Linked DNA regions of Homo sapiens: region 1 is linked to region 2. The links are chromatin contacts, found by Hi-C or POLR2A ChIA-PET in ENCODE. All regions are on one chromosome and are shown on one strand. Each heading gives the region's core, a stretch centred on a gene start or an enhancer-like site at or near the end of the contact. The rest is flanking DNA. Distances are from core to core; before and after follow the strand shown.

Region 1 (6,957 bases), core at 718-3,217, 110 kb before region 2:
GCAGCACGAAAACAAACTAATACACTGGGTCTGGCCTGGATTTTAGAGGCCATGTGGCCATAAGACGGCTCCCGCATGTGATGGCCCAATATTGCTTGACATTCCCCTCCCATTGCCCTGTGACAGGACCTTGGATGGGGAACAGACTCAGAACTAGAACCTCCAGACTCGTGCCCATGCTGATGAGGTGCCGAGCAGGCAGGATCGCTGGGCTGGTGATCCCCTGGGTGCTTGTAACATACTCACTTATCACACCCTTGAGTGTGCAGCTCACAACAGACATCAGGATCACTGTCCAGGAGTGTCCTGGGTTAACCTTTGTTGGCTGGGCCTCAGTGCCATTCTCAGCAACGTAGGCAAGCATCAGCCCTAGGGCTCAGCTGATCCTTGGCTGGGGGGCTGGCAGCTTCCATGTGTCCCTGGGAATAAAAGAGGAGGCTTTTATTAGCTTAAACTGCCCCCAGCAGATCCAAGAAAAACATTGCAAGGGCCTGGGCTCTGGGCTCAGCACCAGACACTCATCCCACCCTGGCCACCAGGGCCCCTTCCCGGAACCTACCCCCTCCTCTTTGCATCCAGTTTGCTCAGGTCTGATTAATCCAGCCACAAAAGTCTGGGATGGTCCTGGACAATCCACATGTCCAGGGTTAGGACTTAGGGCTTCTTGCCTAAATGTGTGAACACTTGTGAATCTGAGAGGGGATATAATTTTAGAATCCAGCTCCATTCTCATTCAGCTTCAAATTACATTCTCACCTTCACCCTGTAGTGGGTACATCTGTTCTCAAGGGCGGTCAGAACCTCATGGAAGGCAGACAATGTAGGACATTCGTTTCAGCACTTTGAAAGCAGAGAACAACCACTCGTGCAGAAAAACAAAATGTGTGCTAAACCTTTCTACGTACTATTCTACCTCTCTAATATTTATTCATCTCATTTTATTATTTCACCATTATTATGGTTGAGGCCCTTCCTATGAACATCAGTAACCAGCTACAAGCTAATACAAATCTTACTTTATAATGCCCTTTGCCATGTACTTTAAAAAAAAAAATCAAGTAGAGACGGGTCTTGCTATGTTGACCAGGCTGGTCTCAAGCTCTTGGCCAACCCTCCCACCTCAGCCTCCCAAAGTGCTAGGATTATAGGCGTGAGCCACTGTGCCTGGCCAGCCATGTACAGCCATGTTTTTACTACTATCCCTAAGACTTGACTATTTAATGGAGATTCCAACATTTTTTGTTTTAATATGAAAGTGCTAAAGCTTCCCTGAAAACCCCCTGGATACAACACCATCTGCATATGCCCAAGGACAGCACTCAGGCCCAGCATGGCCCTCTGGGACAGCCCAGCCACTCAGAAGCTGAGAACAGTATGTGGCTGGGGGTGGGAGCTGGCACTCCCCTGTGGATGACCAGGCAGGATGGACCAGAGGTGCTGGTCTGTGCTGATGCCCATGTCCACCTTCCCCACTCCCCTCTGACCACCAGGGTCTCTGAGTAGAGGCCGCTTGGGCCCTTGCTCAAGCTGACAACCTGTGAGGCAGCCAGGCAGCCGAGGAGAAGTGAAAGGGCAGGAGTGGGGGAACTGAAACTCACTGTATGGTGTGGTTTTGGGGGGTGCCCCCCTGGGTCTCCCCCCGGGGCCTCTGCACTGAGAGCATCACAGTGGGCTGCTGTGCTCAGCCTTGCCTCCCCCTCCCCAGCTCCTTCACAAACGGGACCCTCCAACCCTCCCTGATCTGTCCATCTTACCGGCTTCTTCCAGCCTGCCGGATGGCGGACAGGGGTCACCTTGACACGTACCTATCACCTTGAGGAAAAGGTTTTAACGGAGCATGTCCGAACCCTCTGGGACTCTCTCTCCACCAGCACCACAAGGACCATGTGCCTGGGGAGTTCAATCCCACCTGTGGAGACTTCTCCCCACCCTAGGCCCTCAGCCACATCCACGGCACAAGTCAGAACTAAAACAGAAACAGAAACCAAAGACCACATCCTGCCGGCACAGCCTGCGGGTTACTGCAGCCAGCTCTGGGAGCCCACTGCCTGCTGAGGTGCAGCCCTGGCAGATGAAGCCCCAGCACTCAGAAAGGCTCCTTTTGAGGGCAGTGTCCCACCAGACACCTCCCACTTCCTGGTCTGCAGGCTTTTTCCCCAGGAAAAACTTAGTTGCAGGGAGGATGAGATGATGGTGCACCTCTCCCTCCAAGTGCATAAGCTGTCCCTAGGCCTCACTGACACTCCCTATCCCCCAAGAGTAGATCCCAGGGGACAGGGGACATGAGGCTCCTTTGAGGACTGCAGGACCTGAACCAGAGTTTCTTGGAACATATGAATGAATGATGAGCCCTTATAGCAACTAACATATGGATGGAACTTAGATCATCTCTCATGATTTTCTCAGGCTCCTGAGGGGCAGGAAGGGCAGAAATGGTCACCTCTATTTTAGAAATGAAAACACAGAGGGTTCAGGACATTAAGAGATTTGGCCAAATCCAAACATTTGATTCAAATCCCAGTCCTCAGCCTCCAGAATCACCCTGTCCCCATACAATGTGCCTTCGAACTGCTTCCCACCCAAATCTCATCCTTAAGGCACATGTCTGCATGCAAGGGTCTTCAAGTCAGTGTAAACTACTTAGTCCATTCCAAGTAAGCTGCTTATTTTGCAAACTTATAGCTGAGTTTGTCCATGCAGCTTCTGGTCAATATGCCTGAGACGCTGCTGGGAGCGTGAAGAAGCAGAGACCACCGGCCTGTTTCAAGCACTGTCATCTCTCCTGCCCTCCTCTGCAGCCACCATTCTGACTCCTTCTTCCAGACCCTGCTCCCTCCTCACTCCTTTGCGATGCCGTCCCACAACCTCCAGGTCATTCCATCACTGATGTTCCCAGGGGGATCTGACCATCCTTCAACTGAAACATGTCATCCCATCTTAAAATTCTTTCTATGTAGCCGGGCGCGGTGGCTCACGCCTGTAATCCCAGCACATTGGGAGGCCGAGGCGGGCGGATCACGAGGTCAGGAGATCGAGACCATCCTGGCTAACATGGTGAAACCCCATCTCTACTAAAAGCACAAAAAATTAGCCAGGTGTGATGGTGGGCACCTGTAGTCCCAGCTACTTGGGAGGCTGAGGCAGGAGAATGGCGTGAACCTGGGAGGCAGAGCTTGCAGTGATCTGAGACCACGCCACTGCACTCCAGCCTGGGCGACAGAGCGAGACTCCGTCTCAAAAAAAAAAAAAAAATTCTGTCTATGTGTCTGTTTCCCCCACCACGCTATGAATTTCTTGAGATCATAAAATTTCTGCTGGATGGATGGACAGGCAAGGTGGAGAAGGGCCCAGCTGCATTTAAATTCTTGGGCGACTGAAACATCCAATGTTACTAATCAAACATAGCAATGTCTTGTGTTTTTCTCTAATTTATAGGCCACCATCACAGATGAGCCATACATGTTGGTTTACTAAAGGCAAGGCTGTCTCTGCAGGTGAAGGAAGCAAGGAGTGTGCTCACTCTCCTTTCTCCCATCTCCAGGAGCCATTGCACCACCAGAGAATGAAGAGAGGCAGAGTGGGCGGCCTGGGTTTGCACAATACAGAAGGCATGTCCAACATCACGCAAGGAAGACTGGGGCAGGAACAGACTGTTCCAGGCATCAGGGGAGATACTGCAGCCTCCTATGTGGGCAAGGGGCCAAGCGCAGGTTCAGGTCAGAGAATAACAACTCCTGTTCTGTTATTTCTACAATGTGCTGGCACTCTCAAAAGCCACATCAGTTTTCATGCACATAGGATTCACTTCCCAAAGAGGCTACTGGCAGGAAATTCCCTTCGCACCATTTTCTCTCCTTTCCTATAACTATTTAAGGTAAGCTGGGCTTGCAGGATTGAGTCTCTGCTTCTCTGACCAGAACCTAAAAATCAGATCTCTCTCCCCGGCCCCTCATCATCTCCTTGGCCTGGAACCTAACACTGGAGCCAGAAAGCATGCAGGCAAATACTACCTCTGTTTTTTTACCCCCACTCTCCTTTTCCTTAACACTCCCCAAATCTCCCTGTAAAGGAAAAAAAGTTTTTTCCTTCTGCTCTCACACTCAAAGCAGAACACTTCTGTGACCAGATATGGGGTGGGCGTGGAGGGGGGCAGATATGCCCCCCATATCTGGTCACATTTCTCCAGCAGACACCAACTGGGTCTCCTACAGTTCATTTAAACTCTGATGCTATCTATCCTGAGATAGCAGCAGATCCCACATTCTGAGGGCTCAGTCCCACAAGACTGCCCCCACTTCAGATGCCAGTCACAAGTAGATCGTCACCTATACTTCTGAACAATTGGTTACAAACCAGGGTTCCCATGACCGCCTCCTTGGGTTCTATTAATTTGCTAGGATGGCTCACAGAACCCGGGGAAACACTTACCTTTACTGATTTATCACAAAGGGTGCAGATGAGCAACCAGATGCAGAGATGGATAGGGTGACGTATTGGGGGGTCACCCACCAGCACCGCCACATGTTCAGCCACCCAGAAACCTATCAAATCTTATTCAAGAGTTTTTATGTAGCTTGATCTCCACCCTCCCACACCTTTCTTGGAGGTTGGAGGGTGAGGCCAAATGTTCTAATCCTCTAAGCATTTGGTCTTTCTGGAGACTGGCTCCATCCTGAGGCTGTCTAGCCCCTCCACCACCCCACCACTTCCCCAGTAACTTCATTAGCATAAACTCAGGTGTTATCAAAGGTGCTTATTATGAATAACAAAAGACATTCCTTTCACTCAGGAAATTTCAAGGGTTTTAGGAGCTCTATGACAGGGACCCGGGACAAAGACCGAATACATTTCTTATTACACCGCACCCTGACCCAGGTGCCCACAAAGTAGAGAAGATGCCTAAAGGCCCACTGGGGAGCCCTCTGGTTACTCAAAGCCCCCAGTTCTTCTCACGTGACTCAGAACAACCACTTTTACTTATCCTAGAGTAAGAAAAGCCCTGAGCACAAATGGATCTGGTAACTTCCTACACCAAGGAGGGGCCAAGCTCAACTACAAAAGCAATCAGTATTCCAGATTCCCTGAGGGGAAAGCCTGTGTCTGTCCAGCTCCCCCAGGAAGCAAGGAGAGGCCCAGGCCGCGGGGGCCTGCCTGGCATGGGGAAGGTGCATGGAGATGGGAGCCAGGCCCCAACCCCACGGGGCCCTGTCCTTCCCCTCTGTGCCCCTTGCTCTGAGCTTGGAAGCTGCATTGCCCCACCTGCCTGACATCTCACCCCACTGTCTTCTGTCTCACTTGGAGGCCACCTGTCCTTTCCCTCTCCTCTCCCCCTTCCTCCTCCCCATCTAGCCCACTCTATCTCACATGCCCCTCTCAAAGTCCCCCACTGAGCAAACCCTGACCACCCAACTCCATCGCCTTGGAGGGTGGTCTCTGGTCCCACGTCTATTTCCTCCCATTCCCACCCCCGGCAATCAGTAGCTGCTGCTTGCTGCCTGAAAGGCTGGACAGCTGCTGGGCTCTCTAATTAGCTGCCTGGCCGCCGTCCCAGAGTGAGGCATGTGTTACTGTAAAGAGCTGCCTCACCTTGCCTTCATCAATAATCCCCTATGCAGATCCCATCAGGCAGCGGCTGAGAGGCCCTAGAATACTCTGCACATGAGACCAGCAAGCCTTCTCCTGTCAGTCAGAAAAAAGAGGCAGTGGCCTCACAGCCTCACTGGCAAAGTGACCAGGATTTTATCTGGGTTCTTCCCACTACTGCCCATGTCCTTAGGGTGTCCTGGAGGTTACCCTGCCACGCTGCACCTTCAGAAGTGATGGGGACCCTGCCCCTTTGTTGCCTCACCAGGGAGGCAGAAAGAAGCCCAGCAGGGCTTTCAGAAGACAAGCCTGGACCGCTCTTATGGTGTGACAACAGGACTCCGCTTTTCACAGCCTGTACAGCCAAGCCACCTAGAGATTTCTAAACAACAAGGGAACTTAGTCCAAGAAGTCCTGTGGTAGCTGGTTTATTTATTCAAGGTGTTATATTCCAGCAGTCAACAAATATTTACTGAGACCCAGTGAAGGCCAGGTACTGTACCATGTGTGAACAAGACAATGTTCCTGCCCCCTTGGAGCTCACAGGCAGGTGGGAGATCAGCAATAACTAAGCAGCTCTAAACATACTATAAGTTTTAATATTATGCCATGAAGATGGGGAAGGCCAGGTGGGGGAAATAAAGAAACCCGATGCTGGAAGGTGAGTCTTAAATGTTAAGGAGGTAGCATTTGGGCATAGGTTAGAAAGATGAGAAGAAGCCGTGCAAAGAACTTTGGGAAAAGCATTCCAGGCAGAGAGGACAGTTAGTGAAGAGACCCTGAAGTAGGAGAAAGTTAGACAAGTTTGAGAAACAGCAAGGCCAGAGTAGCTGGTGTTAGGCACAGTTTATCTTCAAAGGTTTCAGTTCCTTGTTCTTTGTTCTATTCTGAAAGTAATCTTACCCATCCATCTATCAGCCCTCCCTATCTCTGTTGCACCCAAACACGCCCAAGCATATGCCATCACCTGTGTACTTGTCTTTCCCGCCAAGTGCCCACCCTTGCCTCCTTTGATGATGTCAACAGTAGCCAATCGGAATTAGTTTAGATTGTGCGGTCCAACCCCAGCCAACACAGGGAGGACACAGGAACAGGGTCTGTGTTAGGGATAAAAACCCCTGCTCTCCTTTGTTCAGTGTGCTCTCGTGATCGTAACTGACACAGGCCGCACCCTTCTGCAGGAGTAAATTGCCTTGCTGAGAAAACTTTTTCTGCCTGAGTGCTGGTTTCACTTTGCGACACCAAGCTTTATTTCCAACACTGAGGGTCAGTGTGCTTTGGATGCTGTCAATACCCTGCCTGTTGGGGTGAGCATCAGGCCCCAGCCTGGCCAATCACAGCACCACATTCCCCTGGTTCTGTGATTGGTTCAGG
Region 2 (7,090 bases), core at 1-2,500:
CATACGGTTTAGATAGTTAGATAGTTTCCTGCAATTAGGGCAGTCTTAATTCTGCATATTTCTATGCTAAATTACCATGCTCTGAAACACGCTTTGACAGCAAAAAAGCGAATGGATGCAGTAATGGAAACAATATCCAAGTTACAAAAATAAATAGCCCTGCTGTACTTAGCTCTGATTAGATCACTTCTGGGATAATACATTCAATTCAGGCACTACATATGAAACTAGAACTTATCCTGAAAATTAGGATAATTCTTTTTATTTGAGAGCTGTCACAAAGTTACTGCATTTAACCCTCACAATATCATGAAGCTGGTATGGCAGGCATGAATTCTATTTTAGAGATGTAGAAAATTGAGGCTCAGAGAAAACAGGAATGAATCTGGAAATTGAGCACAGCTATCACACACGTCCAAAATTTCATAAACCTTTAGAAAGTACTTGAAATTGGGGAAGGGTTTGGGAGGAGGGAGGGTTAAAAAACTCCCTTGAAAAACAGAGATTAGGAAGAACTATAACACTCTATCTATACACACAGATAAACACACACACTTGTGGAGGCAAAGACAGTTTGTGGAAGTCTACGTAAAGTATTGTTAGCAGTACTACTTTGAGGAGCAGAAGGGATGGACGAGGAAGACCCACTTAGTAGTTCCTTGAACTCTTGGAATTAAATTACTGCGCGCCTATACTACATAGAACACATGGCAGTTAAAGTTTTAGGCCGTCGCGCAAGAACTAGATGTATGCTGAGTGAACCCACGGAGCAGAGCACAGCCACGGAAGGGGAATGTACTATCCAGGAGCACACATTTCACTAAACGTCATTTAAAGAGCTGTCCAGCAGCGGAATATCGTCCCCAGAACCCGTGAGTTCCCGCCCTCCTGTCCTATCACTGTAGGAGGGGCCGACCAGAGGTCCGGGCTCGACCAAAGACCCCAAAGACCCTCCCAAAGCCGAACCCCCTCCTTCGAGCGCGGGGAGGGGCCGACTTGCCATTACCTCGCAGAGGGTGAAGAGTCCGTAGGCCGCCAGCCACACCGTGCAGGTGACAGCGGTGAGCGAACGCAGCGAGAGCCGAGGGCAGCTGAGGCAGAATTCCCGGCAGGACGGGGAGTAGTAGCGGCGCTGCAGCGCCAGGCGGCCGCCGCAGATATCCGAAAAGCTCCGCTCATCCTCCATGACGCCCCCACTCGGCCGCCCGCACCGCGCGGCGCTGCACTGCGCTCGCCGGCCCTGGCCGTCTCGCCCGCTCCAGACCCGCTTCCGGCAGCCGCGTCACCACGCCCCGCCCTAAGCCTGCGCAGCCTCAGTTGCGCGCCGAGAGCTCTGCTGGGGGCTGATGGTTGTGCGTTCTTCCGGGCCGGCCTTGACTGTCTTCGAAAAAACCTCGTCGGGGCAATAGTTAAGTGGAAAGATTAAAATCGTTTTTAGACCGGGCGCGTTGACTCAGGCCTGTAGTCCAGCACTGGGAGGCCAAGGCGGGAGGATCGCTTGAGCCTGGGAGGTCGAGGTTGCAGTGAGCGGAGATCATGCCCCTGCTCTCTAGCCTGTGCGAGAGAGCAAGACCCTGTCTCAAAACAAACCCACAGTTTGTTTTTGTTTTGAGACGGAATGGCGCGACGTCGGCTCACTGCAACCTGCTTCCCCCGGGTTCAAGCGATTCTCCTGCCTAAGCCTCCTGAGTAGCTGGGATTACAGGCGCGCGCCACCACGCCCTGCTGATTTTTGTATTTTTAGTAGAGACAGGTTTCACCATGTTGGCCAGGTTGGTCTCAAACTCCTGACCTCAGGTGATTCGCCCGCCTCGGCCTCCCGAAGTGCTGGGATTACAGGCGTGAGCCACCGCACCCAGCCCAAACCCACAGTTTTAATCATGCTTTTGCTTGGCAAGCCGATTTCTCTAAGCCAGAGTGAGCCGCAAGGAGAGCCCACGGGTATTCATTTCACTTACTCTTTTCCTGTGCCGGGTAGTTTGAGGTGCTTGAGGATGCAGCAGTGAACGATGTTGATGACAGTCTCTGCCCTCGGGCAGCTTCCTTTCTAGTAGGAGACAATATGGAAATAAGAGAGTATCGTTGGCAATACTATGCTGACTGGCAGGGATGGACTGAGGACTTTACATAGGGCAGTCAGGCGAAGTCTCTAAGTAAGAGGACACTGAGTTACAAGGGTGACGAGCCAGACAGGACTGAAGGAGCTCTGGAGGAGGAATTTGCCAGAAAGAAAGACCAGGAAAGGCAAACCCCTCGAAGTTGGAACAAGCTTGGCTTAATGAAATAATCAAAAGGCGAGAAAGGTTGGTGTGTGGGGAAAACAGTTGGAAGCTGGGGAGGCAGGTAGGGGTCAGATCCAAGAGGGTCTTGTAGGGTCTGGTAAGGAGTTTGGATTTCACTGCCTGGGAGTTCTGTCTCCCAAATGACTGCTTGGACCGTGGTAGACAGGCAAGACCTGGCTGGGAATTAAGCAGGAGCGGGAGATGCAGAAGAAATGGATAATAAAATTACTAAACTCATGAGTAATAGTGGCCTATGAGTTCCATTTTTACTTCTGATGTGGCCCAGGAGTGGCTATGTGGACTGTCAAAACACTTGTGATGGGCTGGGCATGGTGGCACATGCCTGTAATCTCAGCACTTTGGGAGGCTGAGGAGGGCAGATCACTTGGGTCAGGAGTTCAAGATCAGCCTGGCCAACATGGTGAAACCATCTCTACTAAAAATACAAAAAAATTACCTGGGCATGGTGGAGCATGCCTGTAATCCCAGCTGTTCGGGTGGCTGAGGCAGGAGAATCACTTGAACTTAGGAGTTCAAGACCAGCCTGGGCAACAGAGCAAGACTGTGTCTATATTCATTTAAAAAAAAAAAAAGATCCATGGCATAAAGGTCTCACCAGCTTTAAGTCTCTCTGATGAAAGGTTCCGTTTCTTCATCTTCATTCAGAATTTTATTTCCCTTTCTTTTTTCCTAAAGGATTTCTTCAAGCACTTCTTTATTTTTCTAGTTTTATTTCTGTGCCCCGAATCTGACAATTAATACACTCCTTTTATTAGTCCGTTTTCACACTGCTATAAAGAACTACCTGAGACTCGGTAATTTATAAAGAAAAGAGGTTTATTGACTCACAGTTCCACATGGCTGGCAAGGCCTCAGGAAACTTACAATAATGGTGGAAGGCAAAGGGGAAGCCAGGCATGTCTTACATGGCAGCAGGAGGGGAGTGGGGAAGTGCCACATTTTTAAACCGTCAGATCTCGTGAGAGAACTCACTCAGCATCACGAGACCAGCATGGGGGAAATCCGTCCCCATGATCCAATCACCTCCCACTGGGTCCCTCCCCTAACAAGTGGAGATTACAATTTGACATGAGATTTGGGTAGGCACAGAGAGCCGAACCATATCACCCCTTTTACTATTGCATATATCATGTGTTTTATAATTATAAAAGTGATATTTGCTTATTGTGGAAAATTTGAAAAATACAGAAAAGAAAAAAATGTAAACCACCCATATTTCCATCACTCAGAGATAAGTACTGTTAATGTTTTGGGGAAGCCTGTAGTCCTGGAGTTCTTAACTTGGGCTCCACGGATAGAATCAGTGTTTCATTTTTAGTTTCATTAACTTCTAATTAAAATTTAACATTTCTTTTGATTATGAATATGGGCAACAAACTAGTATTAGTAGAGCTTGTGATTTTTGTCACTGACAGAAATCACAGATATTTTCTTTTCACAATAATTGTTTCAAAATGTCATTTCTAGTCATTGCTACTTCAAAATTGCAGTAATTATTAAACCCATCACTAGCTATTATTATTTAATGTGTCAATAAAGAGAAACATATCACTGTAACACATTTTTAAAATATTTTGATAACCATATTTTAATTTAGTTGATTTTCTTAGAAGTCCTATGTATTTATACATTTTAAAGCATTATTATAATAAAGGGTCCATTCATTTCGCCAAACTTCCAGAGGGTCTACAATACAAAAGGTACCTGTACAGGCTAAGAAGTTTCTTTTCTTTTTCTTTCTTTCTGGTTTGTTTTGTTTTGTTTGAGGCAAGGTCTTGCTCTGTCACCGAAAGCGGAGTGCAGCAGTGGTACGGTCATGGCTCACTGCAGTCTCAACTTCCTGGGCTAAAGAGATCCTCCCACCTCAGCCCCTCAAGTATCTAGGGCTACAGGCACACTCTACCACATCAGGCTAATTTTTGCATATTTTGTAGAAATGGCATCTCACTATGTTTCCCAGGCTATTTTCAAACTCCTAGGCTCGGGTGATCCTTCGGCCTCAGCCTCCCAAAGAGTTGGGATTACAGGCATGAGTCACCATGCCCAGCAGGCTAAGAAGTTTCACAATTATAGAGTTATAGAAAGAAAAAGGCCAAATGTACTTTACTTAATTTTTTAAAAATACTCAATTATTAGGAATAAATACTGTGGTAGTCTAAGATCTCTAAAATCCTTTTTCTTTTTAGAGAGAGGGTGTTGCTCTGTTACTCAGGCTGCAGTGCAGTGGTATAATCATAACTCATTGTGACCTTGAATGCCTGGGTTGAAGCGTTCCTGTTGCCTTGGCCTCCTAAAGTGCTGGGATTGCAGGCATGAGCCACTGCACCCAGTCACTAAAATCCTTATTACTGCTTTGTGGGTTGTTTGTTTGTTTGAGACGGAGTTTTGCTCTTGTTACCCAGGCTGGAGTGCAATGGCACAATCTTGGCTCACCACAACCTCCGCATTCCAGGTTCAAGCGATTCTCCTGCTGAGGTCAGCCTCCCAAGTAGCTGGGATTACAGGCATGCGCCACCATGCCCAGCTAATTTTGTATTTTTAGTAGAGATGGGGTTTCTCCATGTTGGTCAGGCTGGTCTCAAACTCCTGACCTCAGGTGATCTGCCCGCCTCAACCTCTCAAAGTGCTGGGATTATAGGCGTGAGCCACCGCTCCCAGCCCTGCCCTTGTTTTTTGTTTTTGTTTTTTTTTTGAGACAGTCTTGCTCTGTCGCCTAGGCAAGAGTGCAGTAGCACAATCTCTACTCACTGCAACTTCCACCTCCTGGGTTCAAGCGATTCTTGTGCCTCAGCCTCCCAAGTAGCTGGGATTACAGGCGCAAAGGTTTTAGCTTTCTTACTGGGATGGATAGGCAAAGAATGTCTGTTCCATCTTTCAGAAATGGAAGTCTCCTCATCTGTCCATTTAAGGAAATGTTTTAATTGAGGTATATCCTCCAAGCAGTAAAACAGTCTGTGACTTACTTTTCCATACTCTAATGGTGTCTTTTGATGAACAGAGGTTTTAATTTTCATAAAGTCCAATTTATCAATCTTGTCTTTTATGGCTAGTGTTGTATAATATTTTGTCCTGTTTAGGAAGCTTTGCCTGTCTTGCGGGCATGGTGGCTCATGCCTATAATCCCAGCACTTTGAGAGGCTGAGCCAGGAAGATCGTTTGAGCTCAGGAGTTCCAGAACATGCTGGGCAACATAGCGAGACTCTGACTCTACCAAACAAAAAACAAAAAACAAAAAGCTGGGCATGGTGGCACAGCTACTAGGTACTAGGGAGGCTGAGGCAGAAGGGTTGCTTGAGCCCAGTAAGCCCAGCTTACTGTAGGAGGCTACAAAAAGCTGTGATCAAGCCACTGCATTCCAGCCTGGGTAACAGAGCGAGAAAAAACAAACAAAACAACAACAACAAAAAAAACTTTGCCTATCTTTTTTTTCCCTAGAAGCTTAATTATTTTACCTTTCATATTTAAGCCAATGATCCATTTTGAACTAATTTTTGTTTGTAGAGGTTAAGGGTCATTTTGTTTCCCAGCAGCACGTGTTGAAAAGACTACCCTTCCCCCCTAATTGAGATAGTGCCTTTGTTGTAAATAGGTGACCACAAATTTCTCGGTCTATTTCCACACTCTCTATTATGTTCTGTTGTTCTATTTTGTCTTCCCTTGTGCTAATAGCAACCTGTCTCAATTACTGTAGCTCTACAGTAGGTCTTGATTTCTCATACTGTTAAGTCTTTCAACTTTATACCTTTTCTTCAAAATTGTATTGGCTATTATAGGGTTTTTGTATTTTCACCAAAAATTTTGCTTGGATTGTACTGAATCTATCAATCAATCTAAGGGAGAATTGACATCTTAACTATGCCGCATGTTCCAATCCATGAACCTGGCATCTCTCCATTTATTGAAGTCTTCTCTAATTTCTCTCAGCAATGCTTAACAATTATTTGCACATCTTTCATTAGACCTCATTTGTAGGTATTTGATGTTTTCTGATATTCTCATAAATGATGTACATTAAAAATTTATTAACTCTCCCTTTTTATTTATTTATTTTTAGAGACACCATCTCACTCTGTCACCCAGGCTAGAGTCCATTGGCACAAATATCAGCTCACTATAACTTCAAATTCCTGGGCTCAAGGTATTCTCCCACCTTGGCCTCCCAAAGTGCTGGGCTTACAGGCATGAGCTATTGTACCCAGCCTTGCCACTCTCTTTTTAGTAAGATGTGTTTGGTATTTACCTAACATCAAATTGAAATTTTATAGAACAAAATACATCCATAATCCTGCCACCTAAGTATTTCCTCTTTACAAAAGCTCCTATGTCATATAAAATTTATATTAAATAAATTTATATGCTTCTCTCATATTAATTTTTTTTTATACATAGTCTCGCTTTGTTACCTAGGCTGGAGTGCAGTGGTGCAATCTTGGCTCACTGCAACCTCTGCCTCCTGGGATCAAGCAATCCTCCTGCCTCAGCCTCCCCAGTAGTTGGGACCACAGGTGCGCACCCCCATGTCTGGCTAATTTTTATATTTGTAGTAGAGACGAGGTTTTACCATGTTGCCCAGGCCGGTCTCAAGCAACCTGCCAGTCTCAAGCAACCTGCCTGCCTCGGCCTCCTAAAGTGCTGGGATTACAGGTGTGAGCCACCGTACCTAGCTTATTAGTATATATTTTGTATACTTTTTCTCATGTTAATGTGTGCTTTGTTGTCAGCCATTAACCTAGCAATGGAAAGAAAAAATACTTATTTTTCCCCGACATTAATCTACCATAGTTTAC

The links. A loop is a pair of places that touch in the nucleus more often than their neighbours do. ChIA-PET counts read pairs that join two places held with the same protein, here RNA polymerase II (POLR2A). Pooled maps may share reads with other maps.
Region 1: a loop to region 2 is called in a map of B cell, with 19 times the contacts of the local background. The contact joins the promoter of TMEM229B here to the promoter of PIGH in region 2. A Hi-C loop is called at or near these places in 2 of 168 maps with a recorded cell type or tissue (B cell and CD4-positive, alpha-beta memory T cell), 11 of 37 single-sample maps with no recorded cell type and 11 of 50 pooled maps. POLR2A ChIA-PET finds 5 or more read pairs at or near these places in 7 of 52 experiments (B cell, CD4-positive, alpha-beta T cell, CD4-positive, alpha-beta memory T cell and 4 more).

What each region holds. Positions count from the first base shown.
Region 1 is chr14:67,486,754-67,493,710 of GRCh38, forward strand. TMEM229B (transmembrane protein 229B) reads right to left here and starts at 1,968. Exons shown (of 3, transcript NM_001348543.2): 1 at 1,755-1,968; 2 at 247-419. It also overlaps a transcript of GPHN not described here. RefSeq lists enhancers at 1,310-1,379, 1,543-2,042, 1,680-2,099, 4,649-5,189, 5,190-5,729.
Region 2 is chr14:67,599,018-67,606,107 of GRCh38, forward strand. PIGH (phosphatidylinositol glycan anchor biosynthesis class H) reads right to left here and starts at 1,251. Exons shown (of 4, transcript NM_004569.5): 1 at 1,007-1,251. The coding sequence starts at 1,186. It also overlaps a transcript of GPHN not described here. RefSeq lists an enhancer at 929-1,248.